Regions from separate parts of the Mus musculus genome. Here region 2 is linked to region 1. A link is a loop called in an ENCODE intact Hi-C map of the cell type or tissue named here. Cell type or tissue: left cerebral cortex. All regions are shown on one strand.

Region 1 (8,000 bases):
GTAACGCTATCTATGAGCAGTGCCATGTTAACAGCACCCCTCTCATGGGATGTGAGCTCTTAAGGCCTGTGACTGTCCTCGGTTCTGGTGCCTTCTCCACCAGCCCAGTTTAACTGCCCACCCACAAGGAACCACTTCTCCACAGACGCTTCCTGGTAGCTGCTTGGTGGTATGAGGGCACCAGGAGACAATACTGTTTTGTACACATCCCTAAATATCTGAGAGATTGCTCCCCTTCTTCATGGTTCATGGCAGACATAGTTGCCTAGAGATGTCAGCATTACACCCTTAAAAATCCAAAGTGTGGCAAAGCCGAGACCAGTCACCAGGGGAGATGAGAACAGTCACTAGGGAAGATTCCTCAAACTGAGTAAAATAGCAAAGATGGAGCCTGGAAGGTTCTAAACAGACAAGGAGTCACTGGCAGGTCACTGTGTCTGAACACGTAGACAAGCAGAACGCTCATTAAGACTTGTGTGTGCTGAGCATCTCCAGGCAGTAAGAATAACTTTGTATTGTGCACAGCTTATCTCTGCTGCATAGAGTTGCATGATTAGATCAGATTGTGAGCCCGTAATACCAGCAAGCTGGCATCTGCTTGTCTTTGTACTTGTGAGAGCATCAAGCTAACACTCACGGAACCATCCTGAGTGCACAGGATCTCCATAGCGGCACCATGGACACCACGGAGAATCACTGATAAGGGGATGAAATATTAATGCCTTACAATATCTGATATCACTATTTCTTCCAAATGTCCCAGGAGGTCCTAATATGCTGTCAAGACCGGGACTGTGGAGCTGAATATGAACTGGGATTCAACATCTCTGCACGAGCTGTGACTAGGGATGGCGAATAAAGGCAGATGCTCTTGGAGTCCAAAGTGAGAGGTTACATCCTGACTCTGACTTCACACAGTCCCGTGGCTTTGAACAAGTCACTTCATTTCTCCAAGCCTGTTTGCTTAAACAAACAGCGTGTCTTCTATCCTTCTATCAAAGGATAATAAAGAGTTCCCTGAAAGCCTTACTTTGGCTTTCTTGGTATTAGGCCATATCCATAAAATGCCTCACATACAATTAAGAGCTATAATACAGCCAGCAAGAGGCACCATTGCTAACAATACCTCTTTGTGGTGCACGGGCTCTTAGGGCCTCCTGTTGTCCTTGGTTTCAAGCCTTTCCCCACAGCCCCCAGCTTATAACTCCCCCTCCCCACAGAACTATTTCACCCCAGTTGCATCTTCTTATCCATTTAATGTTATATGAAGCCACCTTCCTAGCCCACCAACCATTCTGGTTTTAAATCTAGACTTAAAATGTGCAGGTTTCTAAACATTTGAGAGAATGCTCCCCTTTCTTCATGTTTCATGGCAGACATAGTTACCTAGAGATGTCAGGTGACGATGTCAGCTCTTAAGTACCTAAAGTATGGCAAAACTGAGAACAGCCACCAGGGAGAATCCCTCATACTGACTGAGAGTATAGAAGACAGAGCTTGGAAGATTCCGTAGCAGACAGAGTCATTAGCAGGTCACTAAGTCTGAACAGATACACAAGCCAGAACCCTGCCTGCTGAGGGTTCACGCATCGTCAAAGAGACAAAGTGCAGAGAACTGGAAGGACCTGGACACTTTCTCAAATTTTCCATGTCCCACTGAAGGCCAATTTTTGTGAGTGTGCTAATACAATTCTTCATAAGGACACGCTTTGAGCCCAGTGTCTCACAACACAAAAATCTGCTCTGTTCCCAAAGCACCTATGTGCTGAATCCAGACAATTTGCATTTAAGACTTCTCACAACTCTTCTCTCTTCCTACCTGCAGCTAAGTCTGCACGTGACATACCTGATAGGCGCCTATGGTGTCTGTAAAAACCAATATACCATGCATATTAATTGTAAAAACCCAGTATTGCTAAGACGGTCATTTCCATTAAGTTGGTCAGTGAATACCAACCAATCAAACAGCCAACTTCTGTTTTCTTAGTAAAAATTGGTCAACCTACTCTAAAATTAGCATGGGGATACAAAAGATTAAGACTAACCAAAATAATCCTGAAGAGAAAAATATAGAATGAGAGGATTTTCTCTAGCCCCTGAGTTCCCAACACTTCTTCCCAACGGAGCCCTGCCTCGAGCACAGACACCTGTCTGGAATCCTGAAGCCTGATTTTGCTAACCACTTACTGTGCACACACATAAAGCATCATAAGAGTGAGCAGGGTTTCCACTGAAATGCTGAAGGACAGACAGCCTTCCTCCATCTGCAGCCCAGGGTCCCTTCCTGTGAGACTCATCTCTTGGGCGTTCCTAAGTACTTTCTCCCAGACCTGAGGAAGATCCAAATTCTTCACTTCTAACAACCTTCCCTTTCTGGCTAACTGGAACATGCTCTAAAATGTTATATTACACACACACACACACACACACACACACACACACACTCCCTTGGAAGCAACAAGATTTTGACAATATTAAAGGAGGAAGCCTTACTTTCTCCGGTGGGTGGTTAGCTATGACGGTTGTAGCCCTTTTGGTAAATATGTTTGTTGAGTAAATATTGTTATACTCTTTTGCAGGTTCTTCACCATCTCTTAAGTCAAGCGCACAGCGGGTACCATTCAAAGACTCAATCGGCGCACAGGCCTCGTGGGTGTAATAGTCTTCACTGCCTAGGAGGTATCCTGCAAGAAGAATGGGAGAAGAAACAGTCGGCATGGCAGAAAGCTTGTTAGGCAAACGAATGTTCCAGCAGTTAATTGCCTAATGCAACTGATTGCCCATGACGAGGCTAATCAAATGACAGGGCTAATCAGGGTTCTCTTCTTAACATCTCTATATTTGTTAGAGACACCACTGAAATGGCACTACATGGAAATCCAAGGCCCTTCCTCACTTGAGTCTTTTAGAGCATCTGTTCTCGCTTGTCAACTCTTTATACATGGTTGATCTGTGGGAAAAGGTTTTTAGAAATCAGAGTTTAAGTTCAGGAAGCAACCAGATGCTAATTCTTTAAAATTGCCTAAGAAAAAAGATAACGCACCACTAATGTGTTACAAGGTTTTACTTGTAAAATACTAAAAACAGGGTTCAGATCGTGTCATTTGTTGCTACTGAGGTTGGGAGATGGATTTCTGTGGTTATTTATGGACGGGGCCTTTGCCGGAGTTATATTTAGTCAAATGCTGACACCCACTGGTGGAAAAATATAAACCTTTCCTAATACAAGCTCTCTATCCCAGCTGAGCAGCCCCAGAGATCAAAGAGCAGCATTCTGTCTAGACTGTGAACCTTGCCCCGCTGCTCAGAGATGCAGTGCTTACTGAGCCCAGTGGCCTGTCAACTCCCCTGTTTCTAGAGCCCAGATCCCATAACAAAGAGGAAAGCACAGGAGAAACAGAAACGCCCCAACTAATCGTTGTTCTGCAAGTGATCGTGTTTTGAAAATGTGAAAATAAGCTGGGCTGCATATTATGATTAAATTGACAGACTTGCTCAGAAAAGGCCAATCAACAGAGGGCAGAAAGTGGTTAGTGACGGATGGCCCAGGGCTCTGGTTGCCTGGAGGCCCGTGATGACTGCTCATGGGATTTGGTTTCTTTTTGTGACATACATGTGTGTGTGTGTGTGTGTGTGTGTGTGTGTGTGTGGTTTCCTACAACTGAATTGTGGTGATAATGGCACAATCTCTCACATTGTTTAAAAATCGCTAAATTAAATACGTTAATTGGGTAAACTGTATAGTATATGAATTATACCCTAATAAAGCTATTAAAAAGAAATAAACTTTGATGAGCTCTTAGCTATATTCTTAAATATATTCCCTTTTAGTCTTAAAATGATGAAAAATGGGCCTAGCTCTTTCCTTTCTCATGAATTTTGTATACAGTGACAATTAAAGAGTCTTATACAGCTTATGTAATAATTCAATTGATTTTAGATTAACTATTTTTCATGATCAAATAAGTTCAAGGTCCTGAATATAATTAGTATATGACATCAACATAACTTATTGTGTGATTTTATCTATATTTATAGGAAATAAATCCAACATATTTACTACTTAATATGGAATAGAAAAAATTGTATTCACAAAAAAAATAATTTCAGGGCTGGTGAGATGGCTCAATGAGGAAAGGTGCTTGCCACCAAACCTAACAACCTTAGTCTGATCCCTGCGATCCACACAGAGGAAGAAGAGAACGGACTCCTGAAAGCTGTCCTGACTCAGACCTCTACACGTTTGTGTTCTCTCTCTCTCCCTCCCCCTCTCTCTCTCTCTCTCTCTCTCACGCACACGCACGCGCACGCACGCGCGCGCGCGCGCACACACACACACACACACACACACACAAATAACTACCTCAACCTTACCTTGGTGATTAGAGTGATCAAGCCAGTAGTTTGGGTTTTTAACATCTACTTAGTATTAGAATTTGGAGAGAACACTTCACACTCCTTTCCATTAATATAAACTATCACTGGGGAAGATATAGGCACAGGATATGTTTGGTTATAGGAACCATAAATATTAAATGATATTAAAAATAGAAGAACTGTAGAGCTAGAACTCAAATACTTGGCCAAACCAGTATAGACAAATAACAAATGTGGGTATTTGTCTATCCAGGTCCAGGGTGAACCTTAATTCTCATACAAGAATATGACTTCTGCCCTTTATGTAAAGTTTTTAGTGTGTGTGTGTGTGTGTGTGTGTGTGTGCACATGTGCATTGGTCAAAGGACAACCCTGACATCATTGCCAGGAGCTATTCCCATTGTTTTTGGAGACATGTTCTCTCCTGGTTTGGCATTTAGGCTAAGCTGCCTGGACAGTGAGCCCCAGGGATGCCCCCACCTCCACTGTCCTTGAGCCTGGAGCCTGGACTCAAAGCTTAGATGATACCCAGCTTTTTTTACTCAGGTTCTAGGGATCAAATCAAGGTCACTGCTGCAACTACTGTACTGAGTGAGCTCTTGCCCCCCTGTCCAACCACCTAGGCTGCTAAGCATGCAACTTGGATTTTAATAAAGATTCTAAATATCCACAGTCTATCAGAGGACAGATATCAATTCATCCTGCATGAAAAAAGTTCCCAAGGCACAGGCCATTCCTCTAGATCTTCGAAGATGTTAATCAGTGAAGGCTGATTTCTAACAGCCATTCAAGGACACTGAAGACTTATTTAGACTCAGCTAGAAATAATGTCACGGCTGGCCAGTGGTGCTGCAATGCCACGGGTGGAGAGGGACACACATGCTCTCCTGGCTGACTTCTTTGCATCTTGACCTCAGCTTTAGGGCTAAGTGCTTGGCCGCATGGGTTCAGGGCAGATGCAGATCCGCTCCTTTGCACTGAATTTGGCCTTACCTTGCTTGGAAACAGATTCCTAAAAACAATCTACAAGAAAGCCATCACTTTTTTATTAGAGTTAAGCACCGAGACCCTACCCCCACCCCCACCCCTTTACCTTCTCCCAAAGGGGAAGTTCCTCTGACTGCTGCGAACTGGAAGAAGCTTTGCTCTTCCCTAATACCTACTGTACCCTTGTGATACACACTCCTGCATATTCTTCCCTCCCTCCTCCTCCCTCCTCCTCCTCCCTCCCTCCCTCCCTCTTCCTTTCCAACATAAGAAGTCTCCCATCTTAGATGTGGAGTGCTCCCAGAGCCATGCATCTATAGTGCATTTAAATTATAGCATGTCTTACTGGTTGCTCCAATTGTGTTATTCTATTTAGATGCTTTATGTTAAGTACGCATTCAGTTTGGAAGAAGCAGATGGCAGGAGGAAGGTTACTAAGTAGCTGGGCAGAAATATAGCTCAATAGAAAAAGACCCTAACAGAAAGATACACAGTTAGTGGCACTTTAAGCCTATTGTAAACTCTGCCTTAATTAGAATAACCTAACTAAATTAAGGCAGAGTTTACAATAGGCTTAAAGTGTCATGTTTTAAAACAAACTTCAGGTTTCATATTTATTTCAGAGGGTTCTCTTGTTATTGTTTGGTTAGTTCCTTGTACCATTTTTTCTGTTGTTGTTATTAATTTTTTTAAATCGATCTTCTCCAACCTAGTAATTTTGGAAGCAGAGCTCCTAGGTGGGAGAAGATGCCCAGGTAAGGTGAGCTAGTCTTCCCCTGGAGAACACAGTCCATAGGGGGAAAATATGTGAACTTCAATATAGGTAAGAACATTCTAGAGCGCACAGTGGTCTCTGACATAAATGTCCCTAACACTCTTCCTTAGCGCTCTGGCTAAGCCCCCCCCCCCCCCCCCCCGTCTTGCTGTGGGCGCGCATGCCCAGAGTACGCTCAGCACAGAGCTGGCTTATGGGGATAACAGCCGAAAGCAGCTCCACTATGGTGCTGCCTGATTTACTGTGTTCAGGTTTCTGGTCATTTTGTTTGATGATACTTGGGTGTTATTTTATGAGCTGGCTGTAGTAGATCTGTGTTGTTAAAGAAATGTGTGCATGTCCATTACCGAAGTAGGTATCGAATCCTCGGCGTGTCGGCAGACATTCTTTCCGGTACATCCCCAGGTGCCATTTCCCGACCATGTGCGTAGCATAGCCTGCTTCCTTTAAAAGCTGGGGCAGGAGTTTTTCGTCTAGGGGAACACAGCTGGGCTGACAGGTCATGATGAGGTAATGCTGTAAGCCCAAATGGATCTTAAAGAGATAAACACAAAACTGGGGATTAGTGCCCGTGATATAGCACGAAGGAGAAAATAAAGTAGCCGCCTAAGTCACGGGACAGATCTGCGGGTCTGGATGCTTAGGCGTATTCTGAAAAGCCGATTCCTCAGTGATACAAATCGAATTTGAACGTATGAATAAAACCATTTCAATAAACCAATATTTTCAACAAATATTTATCAAATACTACACCAGGAACCAATAATTTATTTTATCAAAGGAAAGGATTCCAAAACCACTGCATGTAAAAGTTGAAATCTGTTAGAAGAAACATCTCTATTCTTTGAGGACTTGGTAGTTTTTTGGAAAGTCTTATTTAACAGTACGACGAAACTGGTGGCTTGTGTTTCTTACTCAACTTTGCATAAACCATAATCTGAAAAGACACTGGCCTTTTCTAAAAAGCATTCCACTGACTGGTGCTTGGGAGTTTATTTTGCTCACAGACTGACTATAGTCTGTCCCGGAGTGGTGCTGAGGCAGGAACGGAAGCAGAGGCCACAGACAAACACCACTTCCTGGCTGCTTTCTCAGGCTTGTTCAGCTACCTTTCTTACAGAGGTCTAGGGCCACCTGTCTAAGGATGGCACTGTCCACAGAAGGACCAATGCTACACCAATTAGCAATTAAGAAAATGGCCCCACAGGCCAGTGGAGGCAATGAGTCGGCTGAGGTTCCCTCTTCTCCAGTATATCAAGCTAGCCACCAAGCTTCACCATCATCTTCCTCCCTCCCAATGCTCTGCTTCCTCGGAGACCACAGCCTTCCAGAGATCTCTCACCCTCTTGAGCCACTTCCCAGTATGTGTTTTGTATATGACTATCAAATACAGTGCACACTGGAACTTCAAATCTACAGTTCCACTGGAACTAACTAAATGCACGGTTAGCACTGATTTTCTCAAACTTAAATTGCTGACTAGTCAAACCACATAGACTCACAGACTTGCATTTGGCTCAGTTTTCTTTAATTTTCATTATTTTTTAATCTTATCTACGTGGGGGGAGGGTGTGCCCATGATGCAATGATGCAATGACTGCAGAAGAAGCCCATGGGCTGCCTTAAATGCTAAAGTATGATAAACTCACTACCATGGTCTCACAGGTACAGTTACACATCAAAGTGGATCGACTTCCATGCTTAGAGTCTGTGCAGTTTATTACGTGTTAGTCATGTCAATGAAGCTGTTTACAATAAAAGTCTACTTCTGTAGAGACTCCTCTCTCAGCACTAACTGGGCACACAGTGGGGATGTCCCAGAGACCTTCTAGGCACCTTCCTAGGTTCATGTTCTGTCTCT
Region 2 (8,000 bases), 570 kb before region 1:
AATGCCTTCTTCTGGCCTCCGTGGGTACGATACAAACCCACACACCAACACAAGTAAGTAAAAAGTGAAAAACTAAAATAATAATTAGTGATTCTACATAAAAAGAGTGGTTCTCCTTACAAAGGCTGGGGCAAAAAAAAAAACCTGAAATGATCTTAAAGTAAACACAAAAGGAAAAGAAGCTCTTTCAGAGTAACTTTGAAAGTAGAGCAAAGGAACTGGGTGTGATAGGCCACACCTATAAATCCAAGCATGCAAGAGCCTAAGGCAGGGACTGCAAGTTTGAGGCCAGCCTGGGCTACATAGTAAGATCCTATCTCAAAAGACAAACGTTTTTTCTCTTTTTTTTTGTTTGTTTTTTTGTTTGTTTGTTTGTTTGTTTTTCGAGACAGGGTTTCTCTGTATAGCCCTGGCTGTCTTGGAACTCACTTTGTAGACCAGGCTGGCCTAGAACTCAGAAATCCGCCTGCCTCTGCCTCCCGAGTGCTGGGATTAAAGGCATGCGCCACCACGCCCGGCTAAGACAAACGTTTTTAACCGGCGCTCAGGAGAGATTAAGTGGCCACTTCCAGAACAGGAGTCTGCTGCTTCCTACACACTTAGCTCTATCAGGCTGCAGCTCAGTAGCCAGTGTTTCAACTCCTGAAAGCTTCAAGGTCATATAGTAGCTATGCAAGAGCCTAAGGCAGGGACTACAAGTTTGAGGCCAGCCTGGGCTACATAGTAAGATCCTATCTCAAAAGACAAACGTTTTTTCTCTCTCTTTTTTTTTTTTTTTTTTTTTTTTTTTTTCGAGACAGGGTTTCTCTGTATAGCCCTGGCTGTCTTGGAACTTTCAAGTTTTAAACTTTTGGTGAGCTGTATGCATTCCCTAAAAATAGCATTGATTTCAAGTAGTTAATAGCATATGCAAACAAACACATTAAAGAAAGAACAGAGATGATAATGTCTAGCTAGGTTCAAATTCTGACAGCTTTGTGACCTTGGGCAAATTAACCAACTGGACTCCAATTTCCTCACCCATAATGTGGAATCAGAGAAGCACCAGTAACAGCCCACTAAGGACGGAGGACCAGGGATGGAGCTCGGAGGCAGAGCACTTACCTAAGCAAAGCTCCAGCAATGTAGAAACACACTGCAGATGATAATTATGAATACCCATGCACAAGCATTCAATGTTAGCTCCTTGTAACTCAACTCTAACATCAACTGCACTAGAAAGCCATGCATTCTTCCCAAATCAGGCCCAAGCTTTTACATGATCTAAAAGAAAAGGAAAAAACACCTCAGATGCTTACGCGTCAGAAAGGCTGACTAAGTGTACCCCAAGTCACAGGCAAATTCAACAACTGAGACCTTCTACTGAGGGAAATGTGGAGTTACCAAAAACTCCTTGTTGGATCAATCAGTCACACAAATGCACACAAAGACAGAAGACATCTATTATGTTTTACACTTTCATATCCTGAAAATAATGAACACAAAGATAATTAATATGCTTTATACAAGATGTTAATCAATAGAGTCAAATCTTAATCTCAATTTCAGCTACTAGCACCTGGGAGGCAGAGGCAGGAGAATGGCAAGTTCCAGTTTGAGGCCAACCTGAGCTACAGAACAAGATTGTCTCTAACCACCTTCCCCACCAATTATTATTTTAGTTACACCTCTTAATATCCATAAAACTATCAACCAAGTTTCCTTACCTTAAGTGGGTAGAATCTAGTGATAGTCTATTATGTTTTACTATACTGCGTAACAATAAGAGAACAAAAATTTAAAAAGAATGTGTAATGGCATGGTGGTGTGTGCACTGGAGTAGCAGAGGCAGGAGGATTTCTCTGAGTTTCAGGCTAGCCTGCTCTACCTAGTGAGTTCCAGGCCAGCCAAGGTTACACAGTGAGACCCTGTCAGAAAGAAAAGGGAGGGGAACGACAAATAATCTAAGTTGTCATAATTCTGTACATTTATCCACAGCCCATCAACACGCCAAAATGTAAAACCCAAACTAAAACAGAACCCGCTAAGGATGTTTTCAATTCTTGGCGGTATTTGACGCGAACCATAAGTAACTTTTTACAAAAATCAGTATACACGGTTGGTGCTTATTTTTAAAATTCATACTATTTGTAAAGAACTAGAACTGGGTTTGGTTCACAACAACACTCTATTTAAATATTATCTCAGTGCTTCAGTGGGGGCGGGGAAGTACCCTGGTGCAAAGATCATCACATGAAAAACGCCAAAGGTGGTAGAAAAAATAAGTTTGTCATTTATACAAAACCCCCAAACCACCGCTTAGTCCCTACATTATAGGGTCCCAATAAGCAGCAGGCCCACTCCCCACTCCCTTCCCCAAATACCCTCGTCACCTTTAAATAAATGACTTTCTCGAGGTCTGATCCTGTAGACCTCAAATTCACTAGAAGTTCAAAATTCAAACTCCTGTGCGCAGCCCAGATCAACTCAGTCAACGGTTTGGGAAGTGGAACCTCGGCTCACCAACTGGTTTGCTTTTTCCCCCCCACACACACCAAAGTTTGAAGACCACAGGCGCCGCCTTGGGCGTCCCCAGACGTCCCCAACAAGCCCCGCACCCGGCGGGGCCACCCCCACCCACCCACCCACCGACCCACCGCAGCGGGGGCGGCAGGGAGGTTCCCCAGGAACCGAGAGCAGCCCGGGCGGCCGCCTCGCGTCCCGGCAGCGCTCCCGCACCCCGAACCCCGGTCCTCACTTCTTCCAATCGCTGCTGAAGAGGCCGAAGGCGCCCGAGGGAGAGATGGTCGAGGTGGCCTCCTGCCCGAGCTCCGCCGCCTCCCCTCCTCCCGACTGCTCGTTGTAGGCGAAACTGTTGCTAGACATCGCGGGCGGTGCTGGCCAGCAGGCGGGTGCGGGAGAGAGCGTGCGGGGTCCTCTACGGATGGCTGGCGTTCGGAGGACACCGAACCAAACTAGTTCTGGGGCGGAGGGGGCGCGCGCCGGCGCTTCCGGGCTCGTCACTGCTCCGGCTGACCGGGCGGCCCACCCCCTGCGCGTGCGCACTGTGTCCGTGCGGGCCCGCGCCTGCCGCTCCCGGTGCGCTAGATTGTCGCGCTCCGGGTGTTAGGGGCTGCCGGGAAGCTACACTCGGGACCCTTAACAGGAAGCTGGGGTTTTGCACCGGGTCAGCCGGAGAGTCGTGGGCACGTAAAGAACTGGATATGAGGCCCTTGGATGCGTTTTGGTGGAGGAGATCTCAGATCCTCCAGGGTTCGTTGCTTCTCTTCTGCTGTCCACTGATCGCTCCCCGATGGCTCCTGAAACGCGGTGCACAGGTCGGAAGAACTTGGCTTCAGCGGCCACAAGCTCTCAGCCCTCGAGGCTGGCTTCCGCCCCTCTCACAGCCAGAGTGGCCTGACGTTCTAGACGTGAAAGCTCCTCCTTCGGAGGAGGCTTTCAGGATCTGCGCGGAGGCGATCATCCGCCTGCAAGCTTTGCCTAAGTTTTTCCTGGGGCCCGAGGTTCTTACTTGAAGTTCGAGGCTTGCGTCCTGCCCGCAGTCAGCTGCCGCGAGCTAAGCCTGGGCCAGAAGCTGGAGTGCGCTCTCCTCCGAGCGCCGCCTGCTTCCACTCTTGGGCAAGTGGCTTTCCAACAACACCTAAGCAGCAAGATGGGATGGTTTCTGGCTGCAGAACTGCAACCCTTCTGTCCCGGGCAGCTTTCCAAGAGGACCCTCACCAGCCTCCCTGGTGACTACCGTTCCTTCGTTCCTCTTTCCCTACACATGCGGTCCAGAAAGGACTGAATACCTGCAGCCCTGCAGCAAATCACCAAAACCCAAGGGTAGCACCAGGCAAACACCAAGGTCCCACCAAGATTTCTCGACTTGACTGAAAGATTGCGTTGTCTCTCGGAAAACACGCTCCTCCTTAGTGCTAGGAGAGAGAGGAGCAATCAGCCTCCAAACTGACCAAACGTTGGCGGTTAATTAGCTTTTCAATACACCTATCCAGACAGTGTTCGAGCATCGCAAATATGTTTCTTCCCAGTGTTGATGATATTGATAGATTTGTAGAATCTCTCCTACGACTGACTGATCGATGGTGATGATACATAACAAGGTGTTATATGATGCTTAGCTTATACCCCAGACACTATACTAAGTGGTGTGCATGGATAAATTCATTTACTACGGGAAGACACTAGGCTTTGCTTATTTTGTCAAGTAATGACAATGTGAACACATCCTCAGTACAAAATATACCTGAGTATATAATTGTTTTTATTTTGGAATGTAAACGCTTTTACTAGATATTCTAAATTGCTCTCCTACCATTTACGTATGAGAGGGATTTCCTCACATTCTCATAATTTTGTCATAATGTGATATAGATTTTTGTGTTCTAATTAATTTTTATATTCATGTTGATAATGAATATGATTATCTTTCATGTGAGTTTTTTTTTCACATGGACATGTTAATCCAATTTATCTTGAATAGTTCATTTTCTTTTTATTATTATTTTATTAGGTATTTTCTTTTTTTTAAGATTTATTTATTTATTATATGTAAGTACACTGTAGCTGTCTTCAGACACTCCAAAAGAGGGCATCAGATTTCGTTACGGATGGTTGTGAGCCACCACATGGTTGCTGGGATTTGAACTTGGGACCTTTGGAAGAGCAGTCAGCACTCTTAACCACTGAGCCATCTCACCAGCCCAGATATTTTCTTTATTTACATTTCAAATGCTATCCCGAAAGTTCCCTATACCCCCCCAGAGGCCCCCCCCCCCCGTCCTGCTCCCCTACCCACCCACAATAGTTCATTTTCTTATGGAAAGGGTTTATTTTGTTTTTAGAGACAGGGTCTCACTCTGTAGTCCTGCCTGGCTTCGAACTTGCAATCCTCCTGCCTTAACTTTCCAATGTTGTGACTATAGCCACGCACCAGCACACCCCACTTGAAAAGGGCCCATTCTCAAGTTTCATTCTTTAAACAAGCTGCTTTATTTTCATTGGTTGTTTTGTTTTCATACAGACTCATGTAAACAGTTGACCTATACTTTGGAAAGTTGTTGGGGAAGTCTTGGTTTATTTTGTTTACCTTGTCCTTCGATGGTGTGGGGTATCAAGGCTGTATGATTCTCAAGAAACATTACTGAGTACTTATTTTCTTCCTCCTTCCTCGAATATTTTATATAAGATATAAAGCCTGTGTTCCTTAGAAAAACATAAAATTTTCTCTCTGTGTGTCTTAGTTTCTATGGCTTCGATGGAACACCATGACCAAAGCAAGGTGGGAAGGAAAGGGCTGATTTATTTGACTTATGCTTCCATATCACTGTCCATCATTGAAGGAAGTCAGGACAAGAACTCACACAGGAAGCTGGAGGCAGGAGCTGATACAGAGGCCATGGAGGAGTGCTGCTTACTGGCTTGCTCCCCATTGCTTGCTCTGCCTGCTTTCTTATGGAACGTAAGACCACCAGCCAGGCATGGCACCACCCACAAAAAATTAGGCCTACATCAATCACTACTTAAGAAAATGCCCCATACAGCAGCTGTTCTCAACCTGTGGGTCACAAGTCCTGCAGGTGTTGCTTATCAGATATTTACAAATATGATTCATAACAGTAGCAAATTTCAGTTATGAAGTAGTAACAAAATGATTTGATGATCGCGGTGTACTGGCTGGTTTTGTGTGTCAACTTGACACAGCTGGGGTTATCCCAGAGAAGGGAGCTTCAGTTGAGGAAATGCCTCCATGAGATCCAGCTGTAAGGCATTTTCTCAGTTAGTGATCAAGGGGGAAAGGCCCCTTGTGGGTGGGACCATCTGGGGGCTGGTAGTCTTGGTTCTTTAAGAGAGCAGGCTGAGCAAGCCAGGGGAAACAAGCCAGTAAAGAACATCCCTCCATGGCCTCTGCATCCACTCCTGCTTCCTGACCTGCTTAAGTTCTGGTCATGACTTACTTTGGTGATGAACAGCAACATGAAGTGTTGGCTGAATAAACCCTTTCCTCCCCATCTTGTTCTTGGTCATGATCTTTGTGCAGGAATAGAAACCCTGACTAAGACAGCATGCAAACTTTATTTTGCATAAGTTATAAACTTGAAAAAGCAGAAATCTGAATAAACTAACTATTAAGAAAAAAAAAAAAAACTTTAAAAATTCATCAAAAATCTGCCGCCAAATGTCCTAGGCCAGGGGAGAGTTGCAAAGAGGGCTCATCAGCTGACAGTACTTGCTGCATAGTTAAGGGGACCAGAGTTTGTATCCCAGCACCCATATCACAAGCCAAGTGTCCAGCACATGGCTATAGCACTGGTTCTGACCTAGGCAGAGGAAGGAATTGGGGCTTGCTGGTTTCAAACCTTGCTGAGAAAACCAAGCTCCAAGTTGGAAAAAGACCTTACCAAAAGAAACTAGGCAGAAAGTGATAAAGAAGAGCACCCACCTTCTTTTTCTGGGCCAGCCTGGTATACGGAGCAAGCACCACACCTTAAAACAAACACAACAAACAAACAGCCGGCAGTGTTGACACATGTTTTTAATCTCAGCATTCAGGAGGCAGAGGCAGGAGAATCTCTATGAGTTCAAGGCCAGCCTAGATGAGTTCCAGGATTATGTAAGACCACATTTCAAAATTAGATAGATAGATACATAGATAGATCAATAGATAGATAGATAGATAGATAGATAGATAGATAGATAGATAGATAGATATTTGAAGTGACCTTGTTTGAACATTAACTGCTTTAAGTGCTTGCTGGCATAAAGATTTTGCCTCTGTGAGAAAATACTAGCCCAGCTAAGTACAAATAGACGTAGATCCTAAAGTCAGCAGAGAACAAATAGCTATAAATCTTGAGGATGGATAGATAGATAGATAGATAGATAGATAGAAAGATAGAATTAAATAAATTTTGCCTCTATGGTAGAATGTCAGGAATGGTAGTGCACACCTCACCTATAATCTCAGCACTCAGAGACAGTGGTAAGAGAGTAGGAAGTTAGAAGCCAGCTATGTTACATAGTGAGAACGTGGTGATTGATGTTGATTGTCAAGTTGGCAGAACCCAGAGTCGCCTGAGAAGTGAGCTTCCAGGCATGCCTTTGAGGGATTATCTTAACTGCTTTAATTGAGACAGGAAGACTGTGGTTGGTGGTTCCATATCCTGAGTGAGATCCTGAACTATATCACTGGGAGACATCTGAACAGAAATGCTGAGCAATGGCACCCACTGACCACTCTATTTCCTCACTGAGAGTATCACATTACTGTCTTCTTCAAGCCCCTGCTTCCTTGACGTCCCCACTGTAACAGGCTTGTATTCTGGCACTGTGAGTCAAAGTATATCCTCCTCCCTTAAGCTTTTGTTGGGGCATTTTAACACAGCAACAGTGTTGGGGATTGGGTTTATTGCTTCTATTACATTAATTGTGTTGCAAAAAAATTCCTTAGAATTCAACATGTAAGACGCTGGAGGTCCCTGCCTCCAGTTGGTTATAATTGGTAAATAAAGTTGCCTGTGGCTAATAGCTGGTCAGAGACACAGAGACTTTAGTTTTCCCGGGTAAGGAAACCAAGACCTAAAAAGGGAAGTAGACACAATAAAGAAAACCCAAAGTGAGGCAATGCTGGAGATAGAAACCCAAGGAAAGAAATCTGGAACCATGGATGCGAGCATCAGCAACAGAATACAAGAGATGGAAGAGAGAATCTCAGGTGTAGAAGATTCCATAGAGAACATTCCATAGAGAACATAGGCACAACAATCAAAGAAAATACAAAATGCAAAAAGATCCTAACTCAAAACAACCAGGAAATCCAGGACACAATGTGAAGACCAAACCTACGGATAATAGGAGTAGATGAGAATGAAGATTTTCAACTTAAAGGGCCAGCAAATATCTTCAACAAAATTATAGAAGAAAAATTCCCAAACCTAAAGAAAGACATGCCCATGAACATACAAGAAGCCTACAGAACTCCAAATAGACTGGACCAGAAA

The links. Peaks named below come from ENCODE experiments on the same cell type or tissue, not always from the same donor. Only the 100,000 strongest peaks of a DNase experiment are listed, where the experiment ranks them.
Region 2: a loop joins it to region 1, with 2.8 times the contacts of the local background. A loop is called at or near these places in 3 of 42 quality-filtered maps.

The regions. Positions count from the first base shown.
Region 1 is chr13:93,788,712-93,796,711 of GRCm38, reverse strand. Arsb (arylsulfatase B) reads right to left here. Exons shown (of 8, transcript NM_009712.3): 2 at 6,487-6,673; 3 at 2,494-2,684. Mir5624 (microRNA 5624) reads right to left here and starts at 5,935; the gene lies at 5,875-5,935. In left cerebral cortex, a CTCF peak has its summit at 3,204; a DNase peak (open chromatin) is centred at 3,178.
Region 2 is chr13:94,353,969-94,361,968 of GRCm38, reverse strand. Ap3b1 (adaptor-related protein complex 3, beta 1 subunit) reads right to left here and starts at 3,009. Exons shown (of 27, transcript NM_009680.3): 1 at 2,738-3,009. The coding sequence starts at 2,865. It overlaps Gm9776 (predicted gene 9776), which reads left to right and starts at 3,046. Exons shown (of 1, transcript NR_045619.1): 1 at 3,046-5,222. In left cerebral cortex, no CTCF peak of the experiment used is centred here; DNase peaks (open chromatin) are centred at 3,010 and 3,391; H3K4me3 peaks cover 2,127 bases; H3K27ac peaks cover 1,376 bases.